2 separate regions of the Homo sapiens genome follow, and region 1 is linked to region 2. A link is a contact called in ENCODE Hi-C or POLR2A ChIA-PET data. All regions are on one chromosome and are shown on one strand. The core of a region is the stretch at or near the end of the contact, and the rest is flanking DNA. Distances in the headings are between cores, read along the strand shown. Region 1 has its middle 11 kb from the start of SLC2A5. Region 2 overlaps CA6 (carbonic anhydrase 6).

What was found. Hi-C counts contacts between places; a loop is a spot of excess contacts on that map. ChIA-PET counts read pairs that join two places held with the same protein, here RNA polymerase II (POLR2A). Pooled maps may share reads with other maps.
Region 1: a loop to region 2 is called in a pooled map, with 1.8 times the contacts of the local background. The contact joins two enhancer-like sites. A Hi-C loop is called at or near these places in 1 of 50 pooled maps. POLR2A ChIA-PET finds 5 or more read pairs at or near these places in 4 of 52 experiments (BJ, H1, MCF 10A and 1 more).

The regions. Positions count from the first base shown.
Region 1 is chr1:9,077,601-9,083,006 of GRCh38, forward strand. It overlaps a transcript of SLC2A5 not described here and LOC124900441. Among named protein-coding and RNA genes, the nearest start is that of SLC2A5, 11 kb to the left of the region's middle. Within about 2 kb of position 1,436, at least 6 of the 41 ENCODE cell types and tissues checked have a DNase peak (open chromatin) inside an H3K27ac peak, as active enhancers do.
Region 2 is chr1:8,967,563-8,972,792 of GRCh38, forward strand. CA6 (carbonic anhydrase 6) reads left to right here. Exons shown (of 8, transcript NM_001215.4): 6 at 97-254; 7 at 3,305-3,419. Among named protein-coding and RNA genes, the nearest start is that of CA6, 24 kb to the left of the region's middle. Within about 2 kb of position 3,674, at least 3 of the 41 ENCODE cell types and tissues checked have a DNase peak (open chromatin) inside an H3K27ac peak, as active enhancers do.

The sequences.
Region 1 (5,406 bases), core at 186-2,685, 110 kb after region 2:
AAAAATTAGCTGGGCTTGGTGGCAGGCACCTGTAATTCCAGCTACTCGGGAGGCTGAGGCGGGAGAATCATTTGAACCTGGTTGCAGTGAGCCGAGATCATTCCATTGCACTCCAGCCTGGGCAACAAGGGTGAAACAGGGAGAGAGGGAGGGAGGGAGAGAGGGAGGGAGGGAGGGAAAGAAGGGGAAGAAGGAAGGAAGGAAGGAAGGACAGGAGGGAGGGAGGGGCAATGGGAGTGTTGGTCCTGATCCAGACCCCAAGAGAAGGTTCTTGGACTTTGTGTGAGAAAGAATTCAGGGTGAGTCCATAGAGTAAGGTGAAAGCAAGTTTATTAAGAAAGTAAAGAAATAAAAAAAAGGCTACTCCACAGGCAGAGCAGTGGCCTGGGCTGCTCAACTGATTATATTTATAATTAGTTCTTGTTCTTTGCTAAACAAGGGGAGGATTATCCACTAGTTTTCTGGGAAAGGGGTGGACAGTTCCCCGGAGCTGAGGGCTCCTCCCGCTTTTAGGCCATATAGGGTAACTTCCTGAGGTTGCCATGGCATTTGTAAATTGTCATGGCACTGGTGGGAATGTCTCTTAGCATGCTAATGTATTATAATTAGCATATAATGACAGTGAGGACAACCAGAGGTCACTTCCATCACCATCTTGGTTTCGGTGGGTTTTTGTGGCTTCTTTACCACATCCTTTCATCAGCAAGGTTTTTGTGACCTTGTGCTGACTTCTTATTTCATCCTGTGACTAAGAATGCCTAAACCTCCTGGGAATGCAGCCCAGTAGGTCTCAGCCTCACTTTACTCGGTCCCTATTCAAGATGGAGTCGCTCTGGTTCCAATGCCTCTGACAGGAGGCGGGAAAGGGAGAGAAGACTTTGTATTGGGTACAGTGTACAGCGCTTGGGTGATGGGTGCACCCAAATCCCAGAAATTACCACTAACGAATTTATCCATGTAACCAAGAACCACTTGTATCCCCAAAAACTATTGAAAAACATTTCATTTAAAGAAGAGACAGTTCTTTACCAAGAATTTACATCAAAACCATGTAAACTGTAGATCCACACTACATTGTTCTTTGTACCATGAATTCCAAAACCCTGAAGAAAATGGGTGAGGCAGCTATCAGGAACAAAGTGTCGTCAAATAGCTGCCCTGGACATGGGTGGGGAAGTGACTCAAGTTCCCACTCACGTCTCTCTGGGCCTAATAAATTTTGCGAACCTCACAGGGCTCACACTGCTCAGCTGTTTTTCTTTTCCCACATTCCAGATTTAGATAAGGAAGGAATCATTAACAGATTCAGAGTGGACCTGACCACCCCACAGTGCCCTTGCTTTGCTTTTGGCACAGGCAGTGTATCTCGTCTGGGGAAGGGAGAGGAGTGCATCCAGTCGGTTGACACAGGACCTCCCAACCCCAGTGCCCACGCGCGGTGTCTCCCTCTTCCTCTTCTGTGAAAAGCCACACCCCACCTTGGGCATGCCACCTGGCCGCCGGAACCCAAGTCTGCAGGGAGGGTCCAGAAAACGTGCGCCTTCCAAGTTTATCTTCCTTCAGGAGCCAGTTCTGTATTCTGTCCTCACTTGAGCTCCCTTCCAAGCTCCTACTAGATGTCCCCGAGGCAGAGAGATTGTTGATCACGCTCTGATATGCCTGGGGTGTAAACTTCAGAGACATGACAAGGTGCCTATGTGTTTTCTCACCAAGAACAGAATTTGACCTCGCCTATCAGAGAGTGCACGTGCACAGGAAGGGCGTGCTCCTGGAGAAGCACAGGCAGAAGACGTGAAAGCCGGAGCAGCAGAGGCTCTTCAGGACCCAAGGGGCTTCTGTCGGTTACACATTACCCTGGATAGACACTCCTCTTTTTATTTTTGATTTATTTCTTTATTTTGTTGAGACAGAGTCTCATTCTGTCACCCAGGCTGGAGTACAGTGGCGTGATCTTGGCTCCCTGCAACATTTGCCTCCTAGGCTCAAGTGATTCTCCTGCCTCAGCCTCCCAAATAGCTGGGATTACAGACGTGAGCCACCATGCTTAGCTAATTTTTTGAATTTTTAGTAGAGACGGGGTTTCACCATGTTGGCCAGGCTGATCTCAAACTCCCGACCTCAGGTGATCTGCCCACCTTGGCCTCCCAAAGTGCTGGGATTACAGGCGTGAGCCACCACGCCCAGCCGATATCCCTCTTTTTAAAAACATCATAACATAAAACTTATCATTTTAACTGTACATTTTTAAATAAATGTACCAGTTGAGTTGTGGTAAGTATATTCACATTGTTATGAAACAGATCTCCAGAACCTTTTCATCTTGCAAAACTGAAACTCCGTCCCCATTAAACAACTACTCCCCATTTTCCCTCCCCAAAGTCCCTGGCAACCACCATTCTACTTTTCTGCTTCTACGAATTTGGGCACTCACAATACCTCATGTAAGTAGGATCATGCAGTATTTGCTTTTTTGTAACTGATTTCCGAAGACTTAGAGCATGTCTTCATGAGTCCTTCATGCTGTAACATGGAACAAGATTGCCTTGCTCTCTGAGGCTGGATCATACTCCACTGTGCACACACCACATCTGGTTTACCCATTTATCTGTCAGGTTACTTGGGTTGCTTCTATTAATACCTTTGGCAATTGTGAGAAATGCAGCTATGCGCATGGGTGTACAAGTATCTCGCTGAGCCCCCGTTTTCAATTATTTTGGATATATACCCAGAAGTGGGATCACTGGATCACATGATAATTCTATTTTTAATTTTTTTTAGGAATTACCGTTCTGTTTTCCACAGTAGCTACGCCATTTTACGTTCTCACCAACAGTATATAAGAGTTTCAATTTCTCCACATCCTCACCAGCACTTGTTATTTTCTGGGCTGTGGTTGCTGTTATCGTTGTTTTTGGTAGTAGCCATCCTAACAGGTGTGAGGTGAGCTCTCATTGTGGTTTTGATTTGCATTTCCCTAATGATGAGTGACGTTGAGCATCTTTTCACATTCGTGTTGGCCGTCTGTACATCTTTGGAGAAATGTCTATTCAAGTTCTTTCCTAATGAGACCACTCTCTTTGACCACAGAAAATGAGACCAGGCAGGCCATAAATAATATCCAGTGATGTGCAGGAGCCAGCTTATATATAATGTGAAAACAAATAATTCAAAATCAAAGCTGTTGGAAACTGGAATTATTTTGAGTCTTAAAGGAATGTGCTTATGGGACCTTTAATCCCTCTCGCCTGGGGCGATAGGTGTGAGTCACTCCGCCTGGCCTTGAATAAACTCCTTTAAACTGGATTCTGATCCTTTCAATTATTTCAGGTTGCCAATAACCTCATCAAAATGAAAAAGTGGTGGGTGAGGTTGCTCACGCCTGCAAACTCAGCACCTCAGAGGCTGAGGTAGGCAAATCACTCGAGCTCAGGAGTTAAGACTGGCCTGGACAATGTGGTGAAACATCATCTCTACAAAAAATACTAAAAACAAATAAACAAACAAAAAAAATTAGCTGAGGGTGGTGGCACATGCCCTTGTTCCCAGCTACTCAAGAGGCTGAGGTGGGAGGATCACTTGAGCCTGACTGGTCAGGGCTGGAGTGAGCTGTGATCATACCACTGCACTCCAGGCCGGGAAACAGCATGAGACCTTGTTTCAGAAAAAAAAAAAAAAAAAACCCCAAAAAAAAAAAACACGACCAAAACAAAACCCACACTTTTGTGCCTCAAAAGACATTATCAAGAAAGTAAAAAGATGAGCTGGGTACAGTGGCATGTGCCTATATTCCCAGCGACTTGGGAAGCTGAGGCAGGAGAGATCAGGAGTTCAAGTCCAGCCTGGGCAATGGAGGTAGACTCCTTCTCTTAAAAAAAAAAAAAAAAAAAAAGTAAAAAGACAAGAGACTAGAAGAAAAATTTTTGCAAATCGTATATCTTATAAGGGTCTGGTATCCAGAATATATAAAGAACTCTTACAACTCAACAACAAAAGACAAACAACCAAATTCAAAATGCGCAAAACACTTGAATAGATTATTTTCTCCAAAGAAGATATGCAAATGACCAAGAAGCACATGAAAAGATACTTGGCATCATTACTCACTAGAGAAATGCAAATCAAAAACAAAATGAGGTATCACTTCACACATTAGGATGGCTATCATACTTAAAAAAAAAGGGAAATTAACTAGTGTTGGTGGTCAGGTGAGGTGGCTCACATCTATAATTCCAGCACTTTGGGGAGCTGAGGTGGGTGGATCGTTTTAGCCCAGGAGTTCAAGACCAGCCTGAACAACATGGCAAAACCCCACCTCTACTAAAAATACAAAAATTAGTCAGGTGTGTTGGTGCACACCTGTAATCCCAGCTACTTGGGAGGCCAAGGCACGAGAATTGCTTGAACCCAGGAGGTGGAGGTTGCAGTGAGCTGAGATTGCACCACTGCACCCCAGCCTGGGAGACAGAGCAAGACTCTGTCTCAAAAAAAATAAAATAAAACGAATGTTGTTTAGAATGTGGAGAAATTAGAACACTTGTACCTTGCCGATGGGAATGTAAAATGGTTCAGCTACTGAGGAAAAAACAGTTTGGTGGTTCCTCAAAAAGTTAAACATAGAATTACCATATGACCTAGCAATTCTACTCCTGGATATATACCCAAAAAGAATGAAAAACATGTACTCAAGCGAATACATGTACACATATGTTCGTAGCAGCAGTATTTACATAGCCAAAAGGGGGAAACAGCCAAAATGTCCATCAGTGGATGAACAGATAGGCAAATTGTGGCACATACACAATGGAATACTATACAGCTATAAGAAGAAATGAGCCAGGCACAGGGGTGCATGCCTGTAGTCCCAGCTCCCCAGGAGGCTGAGGTCGGAGGATTGCTTGAGTCCCAGAGTTCAAGTCTAGCCTTGGCAACATAGGGAGACCCTGTCTCTAAAAAAAAAACAGAAGTACTCATACGTGCTACATGAGCTTCAAAAACATGCTGAGTGAAAGAAGCCAGACAGAAAAAGGTTGCATATTGTACAATTCCATTTATGTGAAAGATACAGAATAGATAAATCCATAGAGAATGCAGATTGATGGTCTGGGGAAAGGCTCCTATGTTTTTGAACCTGCCCAGTTGTGGGTGCAATCTTGCACCAGGCAGCCCAACCCTGACCTAAAGTAAATTCCCAGAAGTCTTTCCTGGGTTTTGAATTTGCAGTAACAGCTGTGGGCATTCTAGCAGCAGTTCGATGATCATGTATGGTACTGCAAACAGGACAAAAAAAAAAAAAAATGCAGATTGGTGGCTGCCAGGGGCTGGGGGCAGGGGGAATGAGCAGTGACAGCTAATAGGCACCTTTTCCTTTTGGGGTGAAGAAATAGATGAAGTTATTCATTAATTGTG
Region 2 (5,230 bases), core at 2,424-4,923:
AAGAGATTGGAACCTGGCGAGGCCTGGGCCTGAGCTGTCCTCCCGAGGGGCAGCGCTGGTCCCTGACATTCTGTTACCTTCTGTCTTCTTGGTCAGGACAAAGAACAACCCTGACTGGCCTTGACGTTCAGGACATGCTGCCCAGGAACCTCCAGCACTACTACACCTACCATGGCTCACTCACCACGCCTCCCTGCACTGAGAACGTCCACTGGTTTGTGCTGGCAGATTTTGTCAAGCTCTCCAGGACACAGGTAATGTATGGTATCACTTTGCCGAAGTCTTCCCATTCGATTGCCTGGTTAACAAGGGTTCTCCCCAGCATCTCAACGAACGTCAACAACTAAGGGGTCCTACAGTATTTTCTGTGTGCAGGGCTACTGTGCCTCGTCTAGCCAACCTTTTTTTTTTTTTTTTTTTTGTGAGACAGAGTCTCGCTCTGTCACCTGGGCTGGAGTGCAGTGGCACGATCTCAGCTCACTGCAACCTCCGCCTCCCAGGTTCAAGCAATTCTCCTGCCTCAGCCTCCCGAGTAGCTGGGACTCCAGGAGTGTGCCACCACGCCCGGCTAGTTTTTATTTTTAGTAGGGACAGGGTTTTATTATGTTGCCCAGGCAGGTCTCAAACTCCCAGGTTCAAGCAGTCTGCCTGTCTCAGCCTCCCAAAGTGCTGGGATTACAGGTGTGAGCCACTGCACCCGGCCATCTCCTTTTCTTAAACTTTTCATTTCCTTAGAAAAAGGTGGAAAAGACCCCTGCTCAAGGACACTCACACTCCAAAATGTTGCCAGTCAGGCTAGAAGTGCCCCCAGACACCTGACAAAAGCAAATGGTAAATTATCTCTGGGAAAATGACCTTAAATCCAGACCTAGAAGAATTTTCACAAATAAAGTTACTTGAAATTAGCTCAATTAAGAAAAAAAAATACAAAACATATGAGAAAAAAAGACATTATAGATGAGAACCAGCAGAATCAGACCTACAAAGACTTCAGTTAGTGGAATTATCAGACAATTAATATGACATAAGAATGTTTAACATGTATAAAGAAATAAAAGGTTTAAATATGAGAAAAGAGCAAAAAAGTATAAAAATGGACATCCAGACTTGGGACAAAAACTCAAATAGAATTTCTAGAAATGGAAAAATAGTATCAAAAATTAATAATCCAGGCCAGTTGTGGTGTCTCATGCCTGTAATCCCAGCACTTTGGGAGGCCAAAGTGGGTGGATCACCTGAGGTCAGGAGTTTGAGATCAGCCTGGCCAACATGGTGGAACCCCGTCTCTACTAAAAGTACAAAAAATTAGCCAGTCGTGGTGGTGGGGCGCTTGTAATCCCAGCTACCCCAGAGGCTGAGGTGGAAGAATCACTTGAACCTGGGACGTGGAGGTTGCAGTGAGCCAAGATTGCACTACTGCACTCCAGCCTGGGCAACAGAGCAAAACCCTGTCTCAAAAAAAAAAAAAGTTTGCTGGGCACGGTGGCTCAAGCCTGTAATCCCAGCACTTTGGGACGCCAAAGCGGGTGGATCACGAGGTCAGGGGTTCGAGACCAGCCTGGCCAACATGGTGAAACCCTGTCTCTACTAAAGATACAAAAAATTAGCCGGGCATAGTGGTGTGAACCTATAATCCCAGCCACTCAGGAGGCTGAGGCAGGAGAATCGCTTGAACCCAGGAGGCGGATGTTGCAGTGAGCTGAGATCATGCCATTGCACTCCAGCCTGGGCAACAGGGCAAGACTCCATCTCAAAAAAACAAAAACAAAAACCCAATGAATGGGTTTAACGCATGTTAGATACAGTTTGAGAGAGAATTAGTAAATTGGAGACAGCCAATAACATTATCTAGAATGCAGCACAGAGAAAAGGAGATGGAACTATGAAAAGAAGTGAAGAGACATTGTGTACTGGAAAGGTCTAGTAAATGTCTAATCAAAATCCTAGAAGGAGAAGAGAGGCAGAGTAGGGAAGAGGCATGATTTGACAAAATATTGGCTGACAATTTTCAGGAAGAGATACCAAGTCATATATTCAAGAATGCCAATTAGTTTCTCTCTCTGTCTCTCTCTCTCTCTGGGTGTGTAGATATGTGTGTGTGTGTATACACAACATCCTGCAGTAAACGCATCACATTGAAATCATCAAAGACAAAGAAACTATTTAAAAATTAGCCAGAAAGAAAAGACAGATTATCATGAAAAGAGTATTATTAGACAGAGAGTTGATTTAACAGCCACAGTGAAAGTCAGAAGGGAGTGGAAACATAATTTCAAAGTGCCGAGGGAAAAAAAATAGCCAATATAGAATTGTATGTGCAGCAAAGATGCCTTTCAAGGATATAGACAAAATACAGACATTTTCAGGTCAGGTGAGGTGGTTCATACCTGTAATTCCAGCACTATGGGAGGCTGAGTGGGCGAATGGCCTGAGGAGTTTGAGACCAGCCTGGCCCACATGGTGAAACCCCATCTCTACTAAAAATATAAAAATTATCTGGGTGTGTGGGTGGGTGCCTGTAGTCCCAGCTAGTCAGGAGGCTGAGGCAGGAGAGAATAACTTGAACCCGGGAGGTGGAGGTTGCAGTGAGCCGCAATCGCGTCACTGCACTCCAGCCTGGCGACAGAGCGAGACTCTGGTCTCAAAAAAAAAAAAAAAAAAAAAAGAGAAAAACCTGACATTTTCAGAAAAACAAAAATTGAGTTTGCCACTTGATATATTTCTGCTTCTTCTTTCTCTCCTTTCTACTACTGGACAAATACTCATATAAAAAGCTGAAAAGAGAGCTTGTGTGCAGATACCTGTTGGAAGAATGCACGGATAGATTAGTTCTGGAATAATGCCTGAGACACAGCACCCAGAACCTCCCCTGGACTTGAGATCTTCTTACAGTCACTTCATCAGGGTTATATAAATCCAAACTCTAGCCCAGTTGTTAATTCTTTTTTATTTTTTATTTTTTTTGAGACAGAGTTTCTCTCTGTCTCCCAGGCTGGAGTGCGGTTGCGTGATACTGGCTTACTGCAGCCTCTGCCTCCCAGGTTCAAGCGATTCTCCTGCCTCAGCCTCCTGAGTAGCTGGGATTACAGGTGCACACAACCATGATCAGCTAATTTTTAGTAGAGAAGAGGTTTCACCATGTTGGCCAGGCTGGTCTCCAACTCCTGAGCTCAAGTGATCTGCCCGCCCCAGCCTCCCAAAATGCTGGGATTACAGGCGTGAGCCACTGCGCCGGGCCAACTGTTATTTCTTTTAAATTACCCAGTGACTCTTCCCCTCCATAATGCACTCACGTTGCCCCCAGGTTTGGAAGCTGGAGAATTCCTTACTGGATCACCGCAACAAGACCATCCACAACGATTACCGCAGGACCCAGCCCCTGAACCACAGAGTGGTGGAATCCAACTTCCCGAATCAGGGTGAGTGAGACCGACTCTTGATCATGCTCTGCAGTTTAACTCCTGTTTTGCTCCTTCCTCTAGGTGGACCCATCTCTTCTGGTGATATAAGGGAAGGAGAGTCATTTCAGTAGCAAGAGGCTCAGGTGGGCCAAGCTGCACAGGGCTTGGGCAGAGGGTGATGACTTTTTCCCAGTCCAGGCAGGGATGCCAGTGAGTAGAACACACGAGACAATCAGAAGCGACAGCTACGTGATTTATTACCTACCTAGTCTTGGCTAGAGAGAGCAGGAGAAGCAAGAAGACCACAACATCCGGAAGCTCTCACAAGAGTGTAGGTTCAAGTTAACCTTTTTTTTTTTTTTTTTTGAGACAGAGTCTCACTCTGTCACCCAGGCTGGAGTGCAGTGGTGCAATCTCGTCTCACTACAACCTCTGCTTCCCGGGTTCAAGCAATTCTCCTGCCTCAACCTCCCCAGTAGCTGGGACTACAGGCACCTACCACCACGCCCGGCTAATTTTTTTTTTTTAACTGAAATGGGGCTTTGCCATATTGGCCAGGCTGGTCCCAAACTCCTGACCTCAGGTGATCTGCCCACCTCGGCCTCCCAAAGTGCTGGGATTACAGGCGGGAGCCACCGTGCCTGGCCAAGTTAACCTTATTAACCCCACCCAGATTATTTCCTGCGCATCTTGATCATAGTCTGTGTTATGAACCCACCCCCAACGCCTCCTATACATTCTCTCAAAGTGGAGTTAACTAGACCACATATTGTTCCCTGCATCTGCCTGGGGCGCAGGCCCCAGACCCCAGCGTGCTGGAAGCAGGTGCGGGCAGGCCAGCCTCCGCTGCATCCTCCAGTTCCTTGGATCAGGCTCCAACCGTGTCCTTGGCTCACCTCGTTTCTGTGTTGGCAAGAGTGTAAATATTTCACAGCCTCCTCATCTTTATTTTGTCTGCTTTCTGTAAAGTTGTGGTGAATCCATTGTCTTTACAGCCCATTCTGTTAACCATTCCTGATACCTTTATATTTTCCAATACAGTAGAATCAGTATCCTATCAATATTGTGTACTCAATATTATCCCACTTTTTTTTTCTTTTTTGAGACAAGGTCTCAGTCTGTTGCCCAGGCTGGAGCTCAGTGGCACAATCACGGCTCACTGCAGCCTCAAACATCCAGGCTCAAGTGATCCTCCCACCTCAGCCTCCCCAGTAGCGGAGACTGCAGGCACACACCACCACACCCAGCTAATTTTTTTTGTAGTTTTTGTAGAGATGGACTCTTACTATGTTGCTCAGACTGGTCTCAAACTCCTGGCCACAAGCAATCCTCCCCCCTCAGCCTCCCAAAGTGCTGGGATTATAAGCACGAGCCACCTCGTTCGGCCTTATCCCATCTTTATATGTACCTTTTAAAACTTAAATTTCCTCCGGGTGTGGCGGCTCACGCCTGTAATCCCAGCACTTTGGGAGGCTGAGGCGGGCAGATCACGATGTCAGGAGATCGAGACCATCTTGGCTAACATGGTGAAACCCCGCCTCTACTAAATATACAAAAAATTAGCCAGGCGAGGTGGCGGGCGCCTGTAGTCCCAGCTACTGGGGAGGCTGAGACTGGGGAGGCTGAGTAGCTGGGCATGAACCCGGGAGGCGGAGCTTGCAGTGAGCCGAGATTGCGCCACTGCACTCCAGCCTGGGCGACAGAGAGAGACTCTGTTTCAAAAAACCAAAACAAACAAACAAACAAAAAAATTAAATTTCCACCTCCCCAACCCGAATAAGGCCTATTTGTGATTTTCTCCCCACCTTTCCTTCCTGGTTCACTTACTG